Regions from separate parts of the Homo sapiens genome. Here region 1 is linked to region 2. Evidence: chromatin loops called from intact Hi-C (ENCODE). Cell type or tissue: PC-3. All regions are shown on one strand. Links, peaks and the distances in the headings refer to the core of each region. The heading gives the core; the rest is flanking DNA.

Evidence for each region. Hi-C counts contacts between places; a loop is a spot of excess contacts. Peaks named below come from ENCODE experiments on the same cell type or tissue, not always from the same donor. Only the 100,000 strongest peaks of a DNase experiment are listed, where the experiment ranks them.
Region 1: it touches region 2 in a loop (2.2-fold over the local background); 2 of 110 quality-filtered maps call a loop at or near these places.

What each region holds. Positions count from the first base shown.
Region 1 is chr3:102,409,723-102,415,119 of GRCh38, reverse strand. It overlaps a transcript of ZPLD1 not described here. Among named protein-coding and RNA genes, the nearest start is that of ZPLD1, 23 kb to the left of the region's middle. In PC-3, for the core only: no CTCF peak of the experiment used is centred there; no DNase peak of the experiment used is centred there.
Region 2 is chr3:102,457,891-102,463,287 of GRCh38, reverse strand. It overlaps ZPLD1 (zona pellucida like domain containing 1), which reads right to left. Exons shown (of 12, transcript NM_001329788.2): 7 at 910-1,007. Among named protein-coding and RNA genes, the nearest start is that of ZPLD1, 26 kb to the right of the region's middle. In PC-3, for the core only: no CTCF peak of the experiment used is centred there; a DNase peak (open chromatin) is centred at 2,507; H3K4me3 peaks cover 370 bases; H3K27ac peaks cover 1,252 bases.

The DNA.
Region 1 (5,397 bases), core at 159-5,158, 48 kb after region 2:
CGAATTATAAGAACAGACTCAGCCACACTTGAAAGAAGGCCCAAACAAGCTTCATACATAAGTACAATCGATTTCCCAGCTCAACAAGTAATTTACCCAAATATTTCTAATCTCAGGAGTCTAAAAGCTGAATAAATTAGCCTTACTTTTGATCAGCATGAATTGTTAGTTGATAAGTTAGCAAGCAGCTATGAGGCTAAAGTTTTATTGTATTGTACATATTATTTTACCACAAAAAGAGAAAATGTTATTTTGAAAATGCTGAATTTATTACTTTAAGACCATTACTGGAAATACTGATATATTGTTCATATATGGCATGATACTTAAACATCTGTTTGTTTTTTTTGGGTATTTTCAAATAATTCCCCTTATATATAAGATTTACTGATACATTCTCGATGGTTTCAATGAAGAATTAATGGTGAATACAGTATTTATTGTACTATAATTTCTTCGCAGTTATTTATTTACACATGATCAATTCCAGGAACTAGCTTTACTAGGTAACTGATATTGAATAACTTTAAGAAAGCTTTTAAATCATCCCCAGATTTGTAAGGCATTTCCTTATTTCTTGGATTACTTAAGCTTACTTATTTCTGGAAATGCCTAATCAAAGCATTAAATTTAAAATAATTGTAAATTGGAGTGCTGATGGCTATTAAAGCGCAATTACTGTATCAGCTCACCAATACTGTCCTATTTGACAATAAAAGCACTGAAATTGTGGTTTGTATTTCCAGCAAATCTTTGTTGAAAGCCACAAACTGGATAATGGTAGGAAAAATTGTTCTAATCATATTTCTATTGTCATAGATAGTGCTATTCCTTTTAAAACCAACAATTCTAAGCAACATGCAAGCTAGAAATAGGCTACTGCTATACTTTCAATACACATTATAGAATTGTGGGAGTTTGTCCTGAACCCAGTAGTTAAATTGAGAATCCCTTCTTCTCTAGAACAGGAAACAAACTTCAAGGACCACCAAGGCTGGAAGGTGATATAAATAAGTGATAAGAGCCACCTGGTGAATGGGCATGTGAACACATTCAGCAAGTAACAGGAATCATGTCCAACTGGAAAGCACACAGCTCGCCTCCTCTCCTCAAGGCAGCAATGGTTGGCTACACTCTTCCAGAAGATTACTGACATCCAGGAATACATTATCCAACATTGCCAGAAACTTCATTTTTTTTACAAAAAAAAAGCAATCAAGGTTTTTATTTGAAATCACCCAAATTTTATATGAATTTTATATTGAAATCACCCAAATTTTATATGCTGCTCATGTTTTTTAATCATTTGCACATATTTGGACTGGATTAAACCTTTGAGCTTCCAGTTTTCCACCTTATCTAGAAGTCTGACAAGTCAATAATATGTTCTTACTATGGGATCATTTTCTACTAAAATCTCATTGCTTTTGGACAGCACTACCCAGCTGGTCAGTACTGGCATTCTCCTGAGTTAAAGAGTAGGTTTTGTATGCCCATTTATAGGGAATGTCCATTGGGCCCAGCATCAAAGTTGCATGTATATATTTTCAGCATATAAAAAGCACCATATACTTAATTTTTGTTTCAGGATAGTCATTGTCTAACAGATTTTATAAAACCATTGTCCATAAAGGAGTTTTCTAAAAAATTAAAATACAGACTTTTCATAAGAAAGAAAAATCATTTAATAATGTAAAATAAGCACTACCCTATTGATAAGTAGCAATGAGGCTACTAAATAAATATGAATAAGTTTCCAACACAAATAATTAACTTTTCAAATTGATTTGGAGAAAGTGTCTATGACCATCTTAAGATCATTGCCTGCACTGTGAACCCACTCCCAGAAACAAACACAACATGGTCTTAGTAATTTAATTTTACTGTTAAAAAAATAGTCTTTTTAAAAATTTTATGACTTAGTGTGAACTGTAGAATGACATTTAATTTTAATCATTAATTAATATTTATTTGTTTGTTTCTATATATATTCTTGATAAAAACTAAGTGTAATACACACCAAAGGACAGATGACTGAGGTGTAGTCTAGCAGAAGTCAAACCAGTTTCTATTCTAGCTCTGCATAGCCATGTAAAATCATTATAGGCTTCAAATTTTTCAAATGTCAAATAAAATTCATAGAATTATTTCAAAAATCATTTGAATAATGATAGCGGCCATATAATTAATCCAATACGCCCTCAATGCTTGAATCTCTTCTAACCATTCATGTACATAGTCTTATAGTGTCTCTCCCTCTCTTGCACACACACACACTCATATATATACACATATGTGTGTATATATAGGGATATATACATATGTCCCTGTCAAATGAAACCAGTCAATCTGTGCTTGTAAACCTGCTACAGAGCTCACAGTTCTTGATAAGGGGTAGTCCATTTTATCTTTGGAGCAACTATGACTATCAGCAAATTCATCCTTATGTTGAAGTAAACTCTATCTTTCTGTTATAGTTACTTATTCTTCCTCCTTGGAACAATACAAATTATGTGTGACAGCACTATATATTTCAATACAGTAAACTGAATACAGCTAATACATCATCTCCAAGTTTTCCATTTTTCAGGCAAAACAACTTAAGTTCCTTCAATCATTCTTATAATAGGTTAAATCCTCCCTAATATCATGTTCACTTCTAAATACCCTACAGCTAGTGTAGCAGCATCCTCTTCTCTATGTCTGGTTCTAGAATCAAATATAATCCTCTAGGTGGGAGTTAGTGAGCACACTGCACAGAATTGAAAAGAACTACTACTTAAGTATTCCAGATCCTATGCCTCCCAAAACATATTTTTGTTAAGCAAGTATGACGATTAATTTTATGTGTCAACTTGGCTAGGCTATAATGCCCAGCTGTTTGTTCAAACACCAATCTAGATGTTGCTATGAAGATGGTTTTTAGATATGATTGTTATTTACAATCAGTAGACTTTGAGTGAAGCAGATTGCCCTCCATTATGTAAATAGGCCTCATCCAATGTGAACGCCTTAAGAATAAAGACAGAGGTTTCCCAAGAAAGAAGCAATTCTGCAACATAGAAGCCCTACCTGAGGTTCCCACCTGCTGCAATTTCAAGCTCAGGAATACATCAACCCCTCACTGGATTTCTAGCCTGCCAGTCCGCCCTACAGATTTTGGACTTCCCCACAATTGCATAAGCCAATTTCTTTCTTAAAACATTCCCTAGATAGATATATAAATTGATAGAGAGACATTAAGACATTGAGATCGACAGAGATATACCCTATTGGTTCTGTTTTTCTGGAGAATCCTGACCAATACAGCAAGCCAGTTTTATACATGCTGCTGCTAAACTCCATCTCTCCTATCCTATAATTAATTTTATTTTTAGTTTTTATTTGTCCATACCCAAAATGAAAGAAATTATATTTATTCACAATAAACTTCATTCTATTTGAGTTGACTCATTATTCTTGGGGGAAGGATTCTTTTGGAGACCTAAATCTGGTCTCCCACGTATTCACTATCTGTCCAGCTTTATCTCAAATACAGATGATAGAATCATACTTGCTTCACCAAGCCCAGTTCCAGAAGTTCAATCCATATAAGAGTTACCTCTGTAAGAAAATAGTTTAACACCAGCAATAACCAATGTGAGTGTTATTCTTGTTTTTCCAAAGCATAAATAACTATTTTTAAATCACACTAGAAAAATTATAAAGCTCAAATTTAGTAATACAGTTTATTCCTACCCAGCTTACTAAATTTTCAGAAGAGATCATACCCTTTGAATGAATAATCCCAAATAAGTATTGAATTGAGCCTGTGTACCCCAAGGGGATTTAGACCATCTGCTAATTTTGCTGGGCAAAGGGTTTTTTGGTACAGTTTTACATACTTTCAGCTTTGGAAAAATAGAATCCAATTTGCCTCCAGCTCTCATCTTTTTTTCCCACAGTTAAATACTTTGTCTATTTAAAACAAACTTTTGAAACCACTTCGTGTTATTTAAAACCCAATGTATTTCTTCCCCACAATGAACACAGCTGGGGATATTAAGGCCACTAAAAGACTATTTTGCAAGCAGACACAATTCTTTCTTAGAAACTGGTGTCCTTTAAAAATTATTTCCTGAAACATTTTTAACCTTTACATAAACAATTATTAGGTCAAATAATATTTTTATTTGGTCCAATAAATATTTTGGAAGGTGAACAATATTACATTTTGAAGCATGACACAAATCTGTTGGAATTTTTATCTGACCACCATTCCCATCTCCCTACCCTCTCTGTGAACACAGGCATGTGTAGCAAGCCTTTCATGAACAAGAAATCCATTCAAGATTTGGATTCCTGGGCCAGTTCTCAGTCAGCAGGTTTCCTATGCACTTGTAGGTGCCAAACAGCAACTCTCCTGTTTCTCCAAAAGAATTCTTAATAGAGGGGGGAATAAACTTTAAATGGCTTCCTGATTTCACCATTTCTAAAGACCAATGTTAGGTTGCTGAAAGACTACCTCATTTGTGCCTTCAGGTGTCTAACAAGCTTTAGAACAGAGTAAATGATGTAATGATTTTTTTCTTTCTTTTTTGGTGGAATAAATATTAGAGTAGCTAGCAATCTGTTGCATTTTTGTGCATATAAATTTTTGAGCAATGTTTTTTTGAAAACAGCACTTCTATGGTGTTCTAGTTTTCAGAATTTCAGGCTTTCATGAGAAATTAAAGATTAACATTATAGTAATTCTAATAATAATCTGTGTAGTAATAGAAAAACAAAAGTAAAGTAATGCATGTGTTTGCCCCATACTGATTCTGAACTCCACTCCAAGCAAATATTTGCTCATTATCTGAATACAAAAAGTAAAATGTCCTCAGGGTGGGAGTGCATCCATAAACTCCTAGTCTACAGATGTGAAAAGCCAGTTTGCAGCAATAGTTCCACATATTCATGTCCAATCAGATCAATATGCAATCAAGATGAAAAAGGAAATAAAATTCACACTGAAAGGAAGACTCTCCAATTGATCAAATATGAAATTAAAACAGGAGGTAAAACACTAAAACTATTACTTTTATGAATATGATCAGTAGTCTGGAAAATGAGTTTCATACAGATATAATGACCCCTCAAGAATAATTTGTGCAAAACCTAATCAATGTTGTTAGCCTTGTGTAAATCATGCCTCTTGGTTATGATTTCTTCTCCTAAAGAATGTCCATTATCCCCTATGCTTTCTGAGGCACAAGACTACCAAATAGCCACACTTGAACCATGTGATCCTGCAAGTTTATTTGTGAAGATTTATTTGACTTCGATCCACAGTGGAGCTCTAACCTTGAAATCAAGGTAAGGCATTACTAAAATAAACAGCTTTATGGAAGTCAGCTTTTAATCACTGTTTCAGCA
Region 2 (5,397 bases), core at 222-5,221:
TGGCGATTGTGGAGTCCACAATAGACACTGTGTTAGGGTGAAGAAAGCCATGAGGCACATACATATCCACAGCCTTCCTCCACAAGGTTAGATTTTGCTCACATTTATACATTAGTCCATTCCAACTCCGATGTTATAAAAAAAATACTAATCCATGGGAAGCGAATGCCAATGAAATGGAAAAAACTCCTGCATTATTAAAGGACAATTTTAAAGACTCATACAAGAATAGAAATATTCTTCAGGACAGGAAGGGAGAAGGTAAAGAAGAACTAAATTTATAGAGTATACCAATCTCTTCAGGATGCAAAGTTTAAATAGTAATACATAAGCAACCCAAAACAGGCCATTTTCACATTACATTTTTTTATAGGGCACGGTTAGAGCTTCAGCTTTTGAGCTCCATTTTAGTTTGATTGCTCTGAATTTTCTTAAGTATCATCTGAAATTTAATAGTTTTTTTATAGAGATGTTTCTGGAGATCATTTTATGTAATTTTGACACACTCTTATGCAGAGTCCTTTCATTCTTTAATAAATTCATATTGAAGAGTAACATACATATGGAAAAGCAAGCAAATCAAGTGTTCACAGAATGACTACATTTGGTTAATCATCTTTCTGATGAAGAGATACAACATTTCGGCATCCCAGATCTTCCCATGCCCCGTTCCAAGAACCACCCCCCTTCTTTATGGGAAGACTTGTTATTCTCCAATTAATGACAGAACATGAGTGTAACCTCTTAAACTTTGTAATCTGTTATTTCTTTTTAGTAGCATGCCTAAATGGTGTGGCAATGATAATATTTTCAAACTGAATTTAAAAATGAATGGCCCAACTTTATGACTCATGAGGATTTAGGCAGTCAAAGAGTTTTAACCTAAAAAAGACAAGAGTTTGAAATTACCTGCCATCCAAATTAGTGGCTTGGACAGCTGCAAATACTTTGGTTTTCAAAGGTAATCCTATACTGGGGATAATTAACTGCTGGTTGTAGGTTGAATCCTAATGATGAAACAATAAAAAATCTATTATTACCTCCCCAACAACAGCACACTTACTACTTAAAACAACAATATTAGAGAGAGAAAAAAGAAAGTAAATCAACATAAACCTACAGAATCAATCCAAAAAGGATTTACGTGACCCTCTGGTTTCTTGGCAGAACTGTTATTAAGCCATATCCATGTAACAAATTGATTCCATGTGTGAATCTTTTTGTTTCCATAGTTTACCATATATGGTGGCTAATGTTCACTGTATCTAAATTATATTCAGTGGTCACTAGTTAATATTCAGTTTGGTTAATATTCAATGGTCAATATTTAGTTTACTTAAATTAATGTTCCATTTATTTGATTATATTAGAGACTAATATTGAGTTTATTTAAATTATATCTGTTTAAATTTAAGCCCTTTACTGTAGGCACTGTAGTTCTTATACTTCTGATAATATTTTATTTACCAAAAATCACTTACCTGGCAAATTGAAATTGTTAAAGTTTAATTGAAAACCAAAGTAAGACCATTTTAAAGTCACAGAAGAATAGAAATTTTCTTCTAGGGAGAATAGAAGAAACTACAGGAGAACCAAATTTCTAGAATGTATCAATATCTTCAAGATGCAAGCTTTAAATAATAATACACAGAAAACCAAAATGAGACATTTACTCATTACATTTTTTATAGGGCAAGATTCAGCTTTTGAGACAAACACAGACTCCAAGCTGCTAAAATACATGCCATATGGTTCCTGCACAAATTCTTTAGAGGTCACTTATAGAAGGGTATCTCAGGACTTCATTTTTACTTTTCTACCCTTATTTTGGACCAGTTCTAGAGAGCTTATTTGTATCATTCTCAAATCCACAGTAGATTAAAGCATCGGATTAGAAATTAAGAAGTAGCAGGTATAATTTGATAATGAAGAAAACCAGAAAAAATAGAGTGCAAAAAACAAACCAAAAAAACCCTCCAAATTTAAGCAGTCACATCATTTAACAGAGGCCAATTGTTTCCCTAAACTTAGTAATTCTGAAGACATTGCTGTTTGGCAGAAAAGTTTTAATGTTCATTATAAAATCTTAAAATCATTGGGAAAGACAACATATCAACCATAATATCTTTAGAAGGCTTGGAAGAAAGCAAAATATTTTGAATTTTATAATTTAAGACAGTAATAGTTGGGATGCTTCATTTTTGGAAAAAAAGTTAATACGAAACATTTTATTGCCAAATAAAGCCAAATATATAAGAGATATACTTAAAAACTGATACTCTTCAGTCTTTTGTTTTCTATATTTTGGTGATAAATGATTAGCTCCTCTAACCATGTCTGATAGGTAGTATTTTTATGTGATTATCTTTCAGGCTCCCTTTTCCAACTTCTCCAAATAATCTACACTTCATTAACTATACAGCCCTTTCATCTTATATTTGCATCATTATTGTGCAGAAGAATGCTTACTTTCTTTACAACATTATATTGCTGAGTCATTTTGCAAATGACATATGATCCACCTGTGATTTAATTATGAATCATCAATTTTTTCCTACTGGAATTGCTTCTAAGAGGTAATTTTCTGACTTTAATTTGTATGGTGGCTTTTACTCATTAGTAATATATTGTCCCTAAAATCAATTATATCCATTTTAATTTTTCTCCAACATTTAAAAAATGTTCATAATTATAATAACCTTATTTAATATTTGCTGACTCTCCACACTCTCAGAAGAATCTAACATTTAGGTAGAATTCCAATACACAAAGGCATCCTTACTTTCCATTTCCACAATGAACAAAACTGACATATTTATATTGCACAAAATAAAGCCACAGTTCAACTGGTAATCTGCATATATGAAAATCACATAGCTGATAGAAGTCATTGGTTTTCTAAATATAATTTCCCCTCAGTATACTTACTGAATCCCAGAGCACATAAAAATAAACTATTGTGCTACATCGAACTGAGTGCAACTTTTCCTCTCCAAATAACAAATCAGAAAATGAAAGTAGTTGGGATGTAATATAAAATTTCATTATCCTCAAGGGTTAGAAATAAAAAACATTCCATGTGAAATAGGAATTAATGGCTTCAAAAGATTATAATATTTTATTTGGAATGCTACAATAAAATTACATCTGGCTAGCTACATGTTAATATTTCAAAAATAATAAGTATGATTTTGGATCAACTAATGAAAGTATATCAAAATTTTTTCTAGGGTAAATTACTAATTTTTAAAAATCCTGTAAAATGGCAAAATACTATGATGACACTGTGTTAAAAAATTTTTAGTTTGAGGCATTGAAACTCTTCTGTATTATACAGCAATGATGAGCAAATGCCACTTTATATTTGTCAAAACCCATAGAATGTACAAGAGGAAGAGTAACCTAAACATAAAAGAAATGTCAACTATGGACTTTGGTTAATAATGTATCAATATTGGTTTATTAATTGTAACAAATGTTTCACACTAACACAAGATGTAAATAATAGAAAAAAATATGTGCAAGGGGAGGGGGTATATGTGGGAACTCTGTACTTTCTAATCAACTTTTCTGCCAAACTAAAACTGCTCTATAACTGATTTAAAAAGAGAAGTATTTTGGCACCATCTATTTCACTTGTAGTCTAATATCAAAAAATTGGTTATCGTATAATTAAAATATTAAGGTTATCATCTAATTATAGGCTTTTTTAAGCATTACAATTTCAGAGATTCTTTTAAGGATTATACCTTGTTAGCAACAGAACTACAGTACCATCTCTTAATGATAAAAGAAAGACCTTAATAACAAAGCCTTCCTGAAATCCACACTTCAAAATTTTGATTTTCTGCTATTTCAGTGAGAGAATAGTTTAATTTCACAGAAAATAATAGTATCATTACATGTCATATGGATCATATTTTTCAGTTTTTTAGAATCAGGAATTCTCATCTTTGTCTCACTCAATTAGAACAAATAATATTAAATCCAACTAGTAATCTCAACTCAAGCTCAGACAGCTTATGCATATAAATTAACAGACGGGAATTTTCCAGTTTAAAGTTATATAAATATTGTTAACAACAATAGTAAATATCTGACCATATCAAAAGTGAATACTGGCACACGCTTGCTGAGTATTGTAGAACCAAGTATCTTGGCAGCTTCCTTTTTTTTTTTTTTTTTTTTTTTTTTTTTTGAGACGGAGTCTCGCTCTGTCTCCCAGGCTGGAGTGCAGTGGTGCTATCTCGGCTCCCTGCAACCTCCGCCTCCCGGGTTCACGCCATTCTCCTGCCTCAGCCTCCCGAGTAGCTGGGACTACAGGTGCCCGCCACCACGCCCGGCTAATTTTTTGTATTTTTTAGTAGAGACAGGGTTTCACCGTGTTAGCCAGGATGGTCTCGATCTCCTGACCTCGTGATCCACCCGCCTCGGCCTCCCAAAGTGCTGGGATTACAGGCGTGAGCCACAGCACCCGGCCGACAGCTTCTCTTTGCAGAAGAAAGTTTAGAAACGACAGAAAGGCAATCTTGATTCTAACACATTTTAATTTGTTGTTTAGAACTCTGTGGTGTCAGACTACAAACTTATAAACATGATTTTTTTAAATGCCTTTGGAAAATGTCCTACTACAATATTTATAGCTCATTATATTCAAAGTATAAAGCACTGACTTTTAAATCAGTTGCATGAATTATAACTCAGTGCCATGATGACATGAATAATAATGCAAAAATCCGATTCATAATTTACAGAAATGTTGGTTGATAGATTGAAAAATTGATATTTAAATCAGGCATTTAAAATGTATGAATAAAAATTTTTAATCAACATCAAAATATCATTTGGGGGATTAATGTCAGAGGTATAAATAGAAATCCATGTATTTTTCACGTTTTGCTGCCAATGTCGATATTTACATGACAAAAATTTAGATAATGCTATGTAGTCAATCCAAATTATTTCAGATGTGACAGAATTGTCATCAGCCAAAACCCATATTGAAAATATTAACACATTCATCACCAAGGATGCCTCCAAGGGAAACACCATTTGTACTGTTAAAATCTTTGTATCACACATAAAAAAAATATATATTTCCTAAATCTTGAAGCTAACTGTAGCTACTCACACACCCCTACCTAAATAAACAAATAAATACATGTAAATGTAGGTAGACATTTGAAGTAATTATTTAAAATCACACTTACGATATAAAATTTAAATCTTATATCAACTTTTAGAAAATTTAATGGAGATATTATTATACCTTTATCACTAAGATATATGAAAATGGTAGCAAAAATAGATAAATGTTACCAAGGCATAACAGGGTTAATGTGGCTTTCAGTAGATTTTTATATAAAAGCCATTCACATAAATGACTCCTCACAACAG